Linked DNA regions of Homo sapiens: region 2 is linked to region 1. A link is a contact called in ENCODE Hi-C or POLR2A ChIA-PET data. All regions are on one chromosome and are shown on one strand. Each heading gives the region's core, a stretch centred on a gene start or an enhancer-like site at or near the end of the contact. The rest is flanking DNA. Distances are from core to core; before and after follow the strand shown. Region 1 overlaps SIPA1L3 (signal induced proliferation associated 1 like 3). Region 2 overlaps SIPA1L3 (signal induced proliferation associated 1 like 3).

Region 1 (5,080 bases), core at 1,906-4,405:
TTACTCAAAAAAATATATACATAGAGTTACCATATGATCCAGCAATTCCACTCCTAGGTATATACTCAAATACTAATATATGTTCACATAATTACTTGTGCATACATGTTCAGAGTAGCGTTATTCGTAACCCCAGAAGTGAAAATGACCCGATGTCCATCAACTGATAATTGGCTAAACAGAATGCGATATAGACCCACAATGGTATATTACTCTGTCATAGAAAGGAATGAAGTACTGATACAGACTACAACATGGATGAACCCTGAAACACACATGAATGAAAGAAACCAGACCCAAAAGAGCACATCTTGCTTCATCCCATTTATATGAAATGTTCAGAGTAAGCAAATCTACAGAGACAGAAAATAGATTAGTGTTTGCTGAGGGCTGGGGATGCTGTGAACAGGAAATGGAAAGTGATTGCTAGGAGTACAGAGTTTATTTTGGAGATGATAAAAATTTTCTAAGCTCAGGTTGTGGTGATGGTGAATTACACACTTTTAAAGGGTAAATTTCATTCATTGACGTTTGATGTGATTGTTGGTGTGTTTGGATTAACATCTGTCATTTTTGCTGTTTTCTGTATGCCTCACATCTTTTTTCCTCCTTTTATTCTCCCTTTATTGCCGTCTTTCTGATAAGCAGATATTTTCTAGTGTTTCATTTTTATTTTGTTGGGTTTTAAAAAACTTTCTTTTTTTTTTTTTTTTAATTGGGTCTCTAGGGATCACAGCATGCGTCTAAATTTATCACAGCCTACTTCAGATTAATATTAAAACTTAGTTCTAGTTAAATATAGAAATTTTGCTCTAATATAGTTTCATTTTCTTTTCCCTCTTTTGTGTTATTATTGTCACATGTTACAAGCCCCACAGTATGGTTTTATAATTATTTTATGAAATCTTACATCTTTTAAATCAGTCGAGAAGAAAAGAAAAAATGTATTTATGCCATCTTTTATATTTGCCCATGTATTTACCTTTTCTCATGTTTTTTCTTTCTTATTGTAAATTGGAGTTATATGGCCTCTTTTCCTTTCAGCCTAAAGGATTTATGTAATATTTCTTACAGATCAAATCTTCTAGCAGTGAATTCTCTCAGTCTTTGTCTGGGAATGCCTTTATTTTGCCTTGATTGATTGATTTTGGTGCAGGGTCTTGCTCTGTAGCACAGGCTGGAGTGCACTGAACTGCAGCCTCAACCTACTGTGTTCAAGCGATCCTCCACCTCAGCCTTCTGAGTAGCTGGGACTATAGGTGCGCGCCACCACACTCAGCTAATTTTTTTTTTTTTTTTTTGAGACAGAGTCTGGCTCTGTTGCCCAGGCTGGAGTGCAGTGGCATGATCTTGGCTCACTGCAAGCTCCGCCTGCTGGGTTCACGCCATTCTCCTGCCTCAGCCTCCCGAGTAGCTGGGACTACAGGTGCCCACCACCACGCCTGGCTAATTTTTTTTTTTTATTTTTAGTAGAGACGGGGTTTCACCTTGTTAGCCAGGATGGTCTCGATCTCCTGACCTTGCAATCCGCCTGCCTTGGCCTCCCAAAGTGCTGGGATTACAGGCGTGAGCCACTGCGCCCAGCCTCACACTCAGCTAATTTTTAAATTTTTTGTAGAGATGAGGTTTTGCCATGTTGCTCAGGCCGGTCTTGAACTCCTGGACCCTAGCAATCCTCCCACCTTGACCTCCCAAAGTACTGGGATTACAGGCATGAGCAACTGCACCCAGCCAATTTTAAAAAAAAATATATTTTTTTTTGTTTTGAGACAGAGTCTTGCTCTGTCACCCAGGCTGGAGTGCAGTGGTGTGACCTTGGCTCACTGCAGCCTCCACCTCCTGGGTTGAAGGGATCCTCCCGCCTCATCCTCCTGAGTAGCTGGGCTTACAGGCACCCGCCACCACACTTGGCTAATTTTTGTATTTTTAGTAGAGATGGGGTTTCACCATCTTGGCCAGGGTGATCTTGAACTCCTGGCCTCAAGTGATCCACCCGCCTTGGCTTTCCAGAGTGCTGGAATTACAGGTGTGAGCCACCGTGCCCAACCCTTTTTTTTTTTTTTAATTTAAAATTTTTCTTTAGTGATGGGGATCTCGCTGTGTTGCCCAGGCTGGTCTCAAACTCCTGGCCTCAAGTTATCTTCGTACCTGGGCTTCTCAAAGTGCTGGGATTACAGGCATGAGTTACTGTGCCCTTCTCCACCTTGATTTTTGAAGGATAGTTTTGCTGGCTATAGAATTCTTATTTGACAGTTTTTTTTTCTTCAGCATTTTGAAAATGCTATCCTGATGTCTTCTGGCCTCCATTGTTTGTGGTGGGAAATGAGCTGTCATTTGTACTGATGCTCCCTGTGTGTAGACTTTTTCTTTTCCTACTTTGAAGCTTTTCTCCTTGTCTTTGTCTTTCAACAATTTGACTATGTTTAAAAACAAAACAACACGAAAACCAATTTGACTACGTTGTGTCCAGTGTGGCTCTCTTTCTATTTATTGTATATGGAGTTTCTTGGCCTTCTTGGATGTGTAAACTAATGTGTTCCATCAGATTTGGGATGTTTTGGGCTATTACTTGTTCAGATTTTTTTTTCTGGCACTTTCTCTCTCCTCTCATAGGACTCCCATTATGTCTGTCTTGATGCCTTTGATGATGTCCCTCATGTCTCTGAAGGCCTGTTTATTCGTATTCAATCTTTCTTACAGATTATTTAAATTCTGTACAGATTATATACTTTTTTTGATCTATCTTTAAGCCCACTGGTTCTTTTCAAATCTGCCGTTGAGCCCCTCTAGTGAATTTTTTATTTCAGTTATCAGAATTTCCATTGCTTTTTTTCTAATTTCTATTTATTATTTCTACTTTCCTTTAATTCTTTAAATGTTATTTTATTTATCTTTGAACATACTTATAATAGCTGTTTGAAATGTAACTTGTAAGCCGTCTAGAAGGCAATTTCTATTAACTGATTCATTTCCTGAGTATGGGTCACATTTTACTGTTTGTGTGTCTCACAATTTTTCTTTCATTCTTTTTTTTTTTTTTTGAGACAGAGTCTAACTCTGTTGCCCAGGCTGGAGTGCAGTGGCACGATTTTGGCTCACTGCAACCTCCGCCTCCGGAGTTCAAGCAATTCTCCTGCCTCAGCCTCCCGAGTAGCTGGGATTGCAGGCCTGCGCCACCACGCCTGGCTGATTTTTGTATTTTTACTAGAGATGGGGTTTCCCCATGTTGGCCAGGCTGGTCTCAAACTCCTGACCTCAGGTGATCTGCCCGCCTCGGCCTCTGAAAGTGCTGGGGTTACAGGTGTGAGCCACCGTGCTTGGCCATGAGCCACTGCAGCCGGCCTTTTTTTTTTTTTTTTTTTTTTTGAGATAGGGTTCCACTCTGTTGCCCAGGCCAGAGTGCAGTGGCAGGATCATGGCTCTTCTCAGCCTTGACTTCCTGGGCTCAAATGATTCTCTTGCCTCAGCCTCCTGAGTTGCTGGGACTATAGGCATGCAACACCATGCCCAGCTTTGTGTGTTTGGCGAGGGTGTGCACACACATGCATACGTGTAGGGATGGGGTCTTCCTATCTTGTCCAGGCTGGTCTCAGACTCCTGGGCTCAAGCGATCCTCCTGCCTTGGCTTTCCAGAGTGTTGGGATTACAAGCGTGAGCCACCTCACCCAGCCTCAGTTTGTTTTGTTGTTGAACACTGAACATTTTAGATCATACACTGTAGCAGCTGTGGATTCTGATTTCTACCTTCCAGGCCATGGTTGCCGTTGCCATTTTTCTCCTTTTGTTTTGTTTACTGAGTATCCTGGGCTAATTCTTTGGAGTTTGTCCCCTTGTGGTATAGACTCTTTTCTCTTTTAAAAAAATTGTTTTAATTTTAAGCATAACTTACTAGGGGTTGCCTTTGGTTCAGCATGGTTTAGTGGTCAGATTAAAGGTTGTGCTGAAACACCTTGAGCCAATAAAGCTTCCATCCTTTGCCAATGGATCTGTGTCTGTGGGTTGGGGAATATTTTCAAAGTTCAGTTTCTTCCTTTTTTTTTTCCAAGCAGTTCCTGAGTCGGCCCCAGCCATTACTTTCTGCCTGGCCATCTGGTGTCTCCCTTGCACACTCTCAAGGCCTCATGTTGGGCCAGGGATGTGTGGACAGCAAGGGCCCCCTCTAGTCTCTCTGGAGCTTGTGTGCAACCTTGTATATATGCACATTGTTCCAGACCAGCAGGGCTGCATGGGACCTTACCAAGGCCTTGTGTGGCTATCTCATTCCCTGGATCTTCCTGCTAAATTTCTGGCTGGTCTACAGGCCTGCTGCTGGCTCCAGCCAGATCGTAACCACAGTCTAGCTGTGATGTTGGTCTTCCCCATTTGTTTGGCACTAGGCCCCAGTCCAGCCACAAAGTTTTCATGGCTTGCTCTGCCTTGGTCAAACTGATGGAGCTGGTGCGTGTGATGGGAGGAACCCCAAATTAAACGCCACATGTTCCCACTGTTCTTACTTGAAGTTCAGCGTTTATTTATTGAGTTTTTGAGTAACTGCTTCTTGGGTAGTTATATGCCTTTGGTTGATTTCTAGAATCCTCAAATGGTTGTGTTTGGCAATTCTGTCTACTTTCATTGTTGATTTTGGTGGGAAATACTTTTCTGAGCTCCTCTCCACTTCCCCATTCCAGAAGTCTGGTTAGCAGCTTTGACTTTTGATTTTCTCTTTAATTTAAGACATACCCAGAAGTCTTTCCAAATTTCCAAACTTTAAATATGTAGCTCTAGCTACATATTTCAGTCAATTTGGAAGCTTTTTGAGTTGTTGGGTTTGGTTTTTGTTTTTTAATTTTACTTTTTAGTATGAACAATTGCAAACATATAAGAAGTGGAGTTTATATTATCCAGGTGTGACCAAGCTTATTTTGTTTATATTCTGACTTTGCCCACTCCTCAGCCCATTGTTTTGAGGCAAGTACCATATATCATATTTCCCTTCACCCATAAATATTTCAGTAAATAGTTCTAAAGGGAGAAGAGGCTGAATGCAGTAGTTCATACCTGTAATCTCAACACTTTGGGAGGTGGAGACAGGATGGAGTTT
Region 2 (5,080 bases), core at 1,673-4,172, 41 kb after region 1:
CAGAAATTAGAGGAGAGGAAGAGGGAAGCACTTTTCTCCCCAGCAGTCCATGGTTTGAGGAAATAGGCTTAATTTCATCGTTGAAAAATGTTATTTTTCACTCGATGTTCAAAATCTCCTAGGAAAGCAGGGGCAAAAGACTTTTTTTTTTTTTTTCCTCCTCATGCTTGGTCATGCAAAAGACTTTAAAGAGAGAAAATGTCTCTTCCCCACTTCTCTATATACATGCTGGGAAAAAAAAGACTGGAAGGAAATGAACCAATGTCTTAACAGTGGTTGCCCTTTGGTGGGGAGAGAATGAGTAACTCTATAATCTTCTTTGTACATTTATGTTCCAAGTTTTTTATATATATATATATGTTATATATATATATATAACATATATATAACATATATATAACATATATAACATATAACACACATATAACACATATATAACATATATAACACACATATATATAACACATCAATCATATACACATATATATCACACACATATATCACACATATATCACACATATATATATATCACATATATATCACATATATATATACTACTTTCATAAACAGGAAAAATGTTAAAAAGTTAAGGAATCATGTGAGCTTGGCTTCTGGGGAGGTTGGGTGGAGTTACTTCAGAATAAAGCTCTCTGCTTAATGTTTGAGTGTCCAGAGACGTTTGCACCCCACCCTTCCTTAAGGTGTACTTGAGGCCTATTAAATTTCTACCTAGAAAGTTCTTGATATCAAAGATGATCCCTCAAACTCCATTCTTCCGCCTGCCCAGACTTGTTCTAGATATTTATCTTCTCTCCCACCTTTCTCTTGAGATGAAAGAACTCTAATTCTTTTGTGGTTCTTCTGATCTTGCAAAAGAACCACATTTTTTAAAACTTAAAAAAAAAATTCTGAGACAGGGTCTTGCCCTGTTGCCCAGGCTGGAGTGCAGTGGGAACAATCATAGCTCACTTCAGCCTCAGCCTCTTAGCTCAGGTGATCCTCTTGCCTCAGCCTCCCAAATAGCTATGACCACAGGCATGTGCCACCATGCCTGGTTAATGGTTTTTATTATTCGTAGAGACTGGGTCTTGCTATGTTGCCCAGGCTGGTCTCAAATTCCTGGGCTCAAAGCAATCCTGCCGCCTTGGCCTCCCCAAGTGCTGGGATCACAGGCATGAGCCACCGTGCCTGGCCCTGCAGTTTTTTAGTACTTTTTTATTATGATAAAATATGATAAAATGTACATAACACAAAATTAACCATTTAAAACTTTTATTGTGGCACAATATACATAACAAATTTTTTTTATATTTTATAATTAGCTTTAGCTTGATTGTGGTGATTTTGTCACAATGTATATGTATATACAAGTTGTCCACCTTAAGTATGAACAGTTTTTATTTGTCAGTTATACCTTTAAGGAAACTGTAAAAAAGAAAATATGCACAACTCATTTAGTAACCTAGAAGTCAAGTGTTTAATTTTCTGAAATTTTATTATGCCCAGTTACATTACTGATAGATATAGTTACCAAAAAAATGTACCTTACGTGTGCAGTTCAGTGGCATTCAGTACATGCACATGGTTGTGCATCCATCATCATCCATCCACAGAACATTTTTCATCTTGTAAACTGAAACTCTGTCTCTGAAAAACAATATTCTCCATCCCCAAGACCCCAGTCCCTGGAAGCCACCTTTCTATTTTCTGTCTCTATGAGATTGACGAATGTAAGTGTCTCCTATGAGTGGAATCATCCGGTATTTGTCCTTTTGTGGCTGGCATATTTTATTTAGTATCATGTCTTTAAGGTTCATTCATGTTGTATATATCAGAATTTCCTTCCTTTATGAGGCTAAATAATATTCCAATTCATATTTAAGGCTAAATAATAATGATATGTATATATCACATTTTGTGGCCAGGTGCGGTGGCTCACACCTGTAATCCCAGCACTTTGGGAGTCTGAGGCGGGCGGATCACAAGGTCAACAGATTGAGACCATCCTGGCCAACATGGTGAAACCCTGTCGGTACTAAAAATACAAAAATTAGCTGGGAGTGGTGGCGTGCGCCTGTAATCCCAGGAGGCAGGAGAATCGCTTGAACCTGGGAGGCGGAGGTTGCAGTGAGCTGAGATCACGCCACTGCACTCCAGCCTGGTGACAGAGCGAGACTCCATCTCAAAAAAAAAAAAAAAAAAAAAAAAAAATTTATATGTATATATATATATCTCACATTTTGCTTATCTATTTATCTGTTGATGGACACTTGGGATGCTTCTACCTTTTGGCTATAGTGAATAATGCTGCTGTTAACACTGGTGTGCTGGCAGGGCACAGTGGCTCATGCCTGTAATCCCAGCACTTTGGGAGCCAAGACAGGTGGATCACTTGAAGCCAGGAGTTCGAGACCAGCCTGGCCAATGTGGTGAAACCCGATCTCTACTAAAAATACAAAAAAATTAGCCAGGCGTGGTGGCATGCTGCTGTAGTCTCAGCTACTCGGGAAGCTGAGGCATGAGAATGGCTTGAACCCAGGAGGTGGAGGTTGCAGTGAGCCGAGTTCACACACTCCAGCCTGGGCAACAGAGTGAGATTCCATCTCAAAAGATAAAATAAAAATAAGACTGAAAACAGGAGAGTTTATTCAGTAAACATCAACTGAAGACCCTACTCTGGGCCAGGCACCAATGAGCAAGGCAGGCACAGCTCCTCCCTGGTGGAGCCCACAGCCAGGGAGAAAACACAAGAACCGCAGAGCCATATGGATAAGTACTGTGTTCTGCGTGCTCTGAAGAAGAATGGGATTTTTCAAGCTGTAGTACAGGGAGATTCACAGAGGCTCCCCAAGGAAGTATAGTTTAAGTGTCATTTTCTGGGTGCAAATGGAAAACGTGAATTTGGTGTATGTCTCTAGATAAGCCCCACTTCTGAATGATTCCGGCTGTGGGCAGGGATCCCCAGATGGGCGTTGCTATGGAAGCAGCTTGCACCTCTCACTTCCTGACTTGAGTTTATTTCCGAGTTTCCCGTGCCACCGCCAGTTCCCAGCTGTAAATACAGACGTGGCAGGGTCCCTTTTTCCTGCTGCCTCGTAGCTGCCCAGAGAACGGATGTGGCTGGAATCCAGCCCAGGAGCCTCCTCCCGAGAGAGCTCGTTGTGGAACCTGCCATGTGGCGGTTTCTCTTCCATCCCGCCTCTTTCCTTTGTCCTCTCTCGGGACTGTGCCAGCGTGCCCCAGCCTGTGTTTTGAAACTTTAGACCCCAGCTTGTATTTGGTAGAGAAATGAGCTCATGAGGGCTTCCTCCGCCACCCAGCAACCGGGAAGTTGAGTCAAATCTCTTTCATTTCAGATCCATCCCCCACCCCCACCCCCAGGCCAGATTTGCCACCCTTCTGACAGAAACTGGGTTAGCTGTTCTCTGGGACTGTTTGTGAGGAGGGGACTTGTTGACCTGAACAAAGGAACTACAAACAAGACAGGGGAGGGATGTGGCTGATTGCTCACTGGGATTGGGACTTTTCAGCTACCCTTCAGTGCTTTCGAATAGTAATTGCTAACGTGTTGAGAATTTACAGTGTGCTAGACAGTCTTTAAATCACTTTTAATCCATTTAACAGCTCAATCAAGTGTATATAATTATCCCCATTCTAGAGCTGGGGAGGCGGTGGGCAAGTTCGGCAAGTTGAGTCATTGGCCAAATTCCTGTACTGCAGCAATTTAGGCAAAAAGTGGGCATTTAACCAGAGGCTCCTGGGGCGGCCCAGAGACCTGAAGAAAGCCTCAGGACCAGTCAGTTACTTGGTTGCAAGTAACAAAAACACCAACTCAAATAGACATAAATTTTAGGGGAAAGGATTGGCTCATTCAACTGGAAAGCCCAGAGGTGGGGCAGATGTCTGGGCTGGCTGGTCCAGGAGCCTGGGGCTATTGCCAGTGACCCATTTTCCTTCTGTCTCTTTATTGTTCCCTCTGATGTCAGTGTCATCCTCAAACGTGGCTCCCCTGAAAGTTGCACACCAGCTGCCAGGACCCGCTCAGGCTTGTGTCCTTATCCCTGTCCTGAAAGAAAAAGAAGGTATCTGTCCCGAACTATCATGCAAAACCTCAGAGCTCCTGTCTGATTGGACTAGCACTGGTCATGTGATCTTCCCCGAACCAATCACTAATAAGAGGGGTGAGCTCACACTAGCAGGCTGGTTGCAAAACCTGCCATAGAGGAAGGGCGGGCTGGGTGCTGGGATTGGAACCAGGACACACATGCCACTGTATCTGCATTCTCTTCCTCACTTGTTCACTCCCCACCTCTAGATCTGCGTTATTCATTCTCTTATATTCAGTCTGTCTTTCTGCTTTGTATTCTACTGGACAGGAAGCCTGGCCATCACAGACTGCTGAGCAATACACGTTTCAGTACAGGCCCCCAGAGAGAGTCACCGCATGTTCTCTCAGCCCGAGTCCAAAACAACCCGAGGAGTGGAGGATGTCTCCCTCCGGACTAACCGGGGCCGAGGAAAGGGTTCTTTTGACAGGCTCAGCTGAGTCAGATGTCCCCCACCCACCCCCGGCCAATCAGCTACAGGCAGGGATGAAGTCATTGCTCCCTCTGTCCCCTGCCACGTGCCTACTATAACATCTTCATAGGACCTCTAAGCTGGAATCATTTAAGCAGGATGCCAAAGGACAGCAATTGGGCCACACTTCTTGACTGTAGTGACACTAAAACCTCATTGCAACTCTCTACAGGAAGGCCAGCTCTTCAGTGTGGCCCCCCAGACCCTGCTTGCTCTGGCCCCTGCCTGCCACCCGCCCCCACTCCCGCCTCATCCTGCAGATCCCTGTGCACTGCGCTCCAGCTGCTGGGCCTGCCTTCCTTGAATGCACCATGTCTTCGCCTTGCTCCTGGGCTGCTTTCTTGGTTCTCCCACCGTGCTGCCCACTACCCCTGCCCTTCTGGCCTGGCTGATGCCGACTCCTCCTTCAGATGTCTCCTTCAACACACTCCCAGGGGGTTGCTCCGAAGCCCACCCCGCCCTTCTTCCCTGAGCTACTCATCTGACCTGATCAGGGCTTCCC

Evidence for each region. A loop is a pair of places that touch in the nucleus more often than their neighbours do. ChIA-PET counts read pairs that join two places held with the same protein, here RNA polymerase II (POLR2A). Pooled maps may share reads with other maps.
Region 2: a map of endothelial cell of umbilical vein shows a loop between it and region 1 (4-fold over the local background). The contact joins two enhancer-like sites. A Hi-C loop is called at or near these places in 3 of 168 maps with a recorded cell type or tissue (B cell, GM12878 and endothelial cell of umbilical vein), 31 of 37 single-sample maps with no recorded cell type and 8 of 50 pooled maps. POLR2A ChIA-PET finds 5 or more read pairs at or near these places in 19 of 52 experiments (AG04449, AG04450, B cell and 15 more).

The regions. Positions count from the first base shown.
Region 1 is chr19:37,959,121-37,964,200 of GRCh38, forward strand. All of the region lies in intron 1 of SIPA1L3 (signal induced proliferation associated 1 like 3), which reads left to right. Among named protein-coding and RNA genes, the nearest start is that of SIPA1L3, 54 kb to the left of the region's middle. RefSeq lists a silencer at 3,135-3,384 and an enhancer at 3,858-4,358. Within about 2 kb of position 3,156, at least 5 of the 41 ENCODE cell types and tissues checked have a DNase peak (open chromatin) inside an H3K27ac peak, as active enhancers do; they include B cell, OCI-LY7 and endothelial cell of umbilical vein, where a contact is called at or near this core.
Region 2 is chr19:38,000,534-38,005,613 of GRCh38, forward strand. All of the region lies in intron 1 of SIPA1L3 (signal induced proliferation associated 1 like 3), which reads left to right. Among named protein-coding and RNA genes, the nearest start is that of SIPA1L3, 96 kb to the left of the region's middle. RefSeq lists enhancers at 2,948-3,479, 3,886-4,005. Within about 2 kb of position 2,923, at least 36 of the 41 ENCODE cell types and tissues checked have a DNase peak (open chromatin) inside an H3K27ac peak, as active enhancers do; they include B cell, OCI-LY7 and endothelial cell of umbilical vein, where a contact is called at or near this core.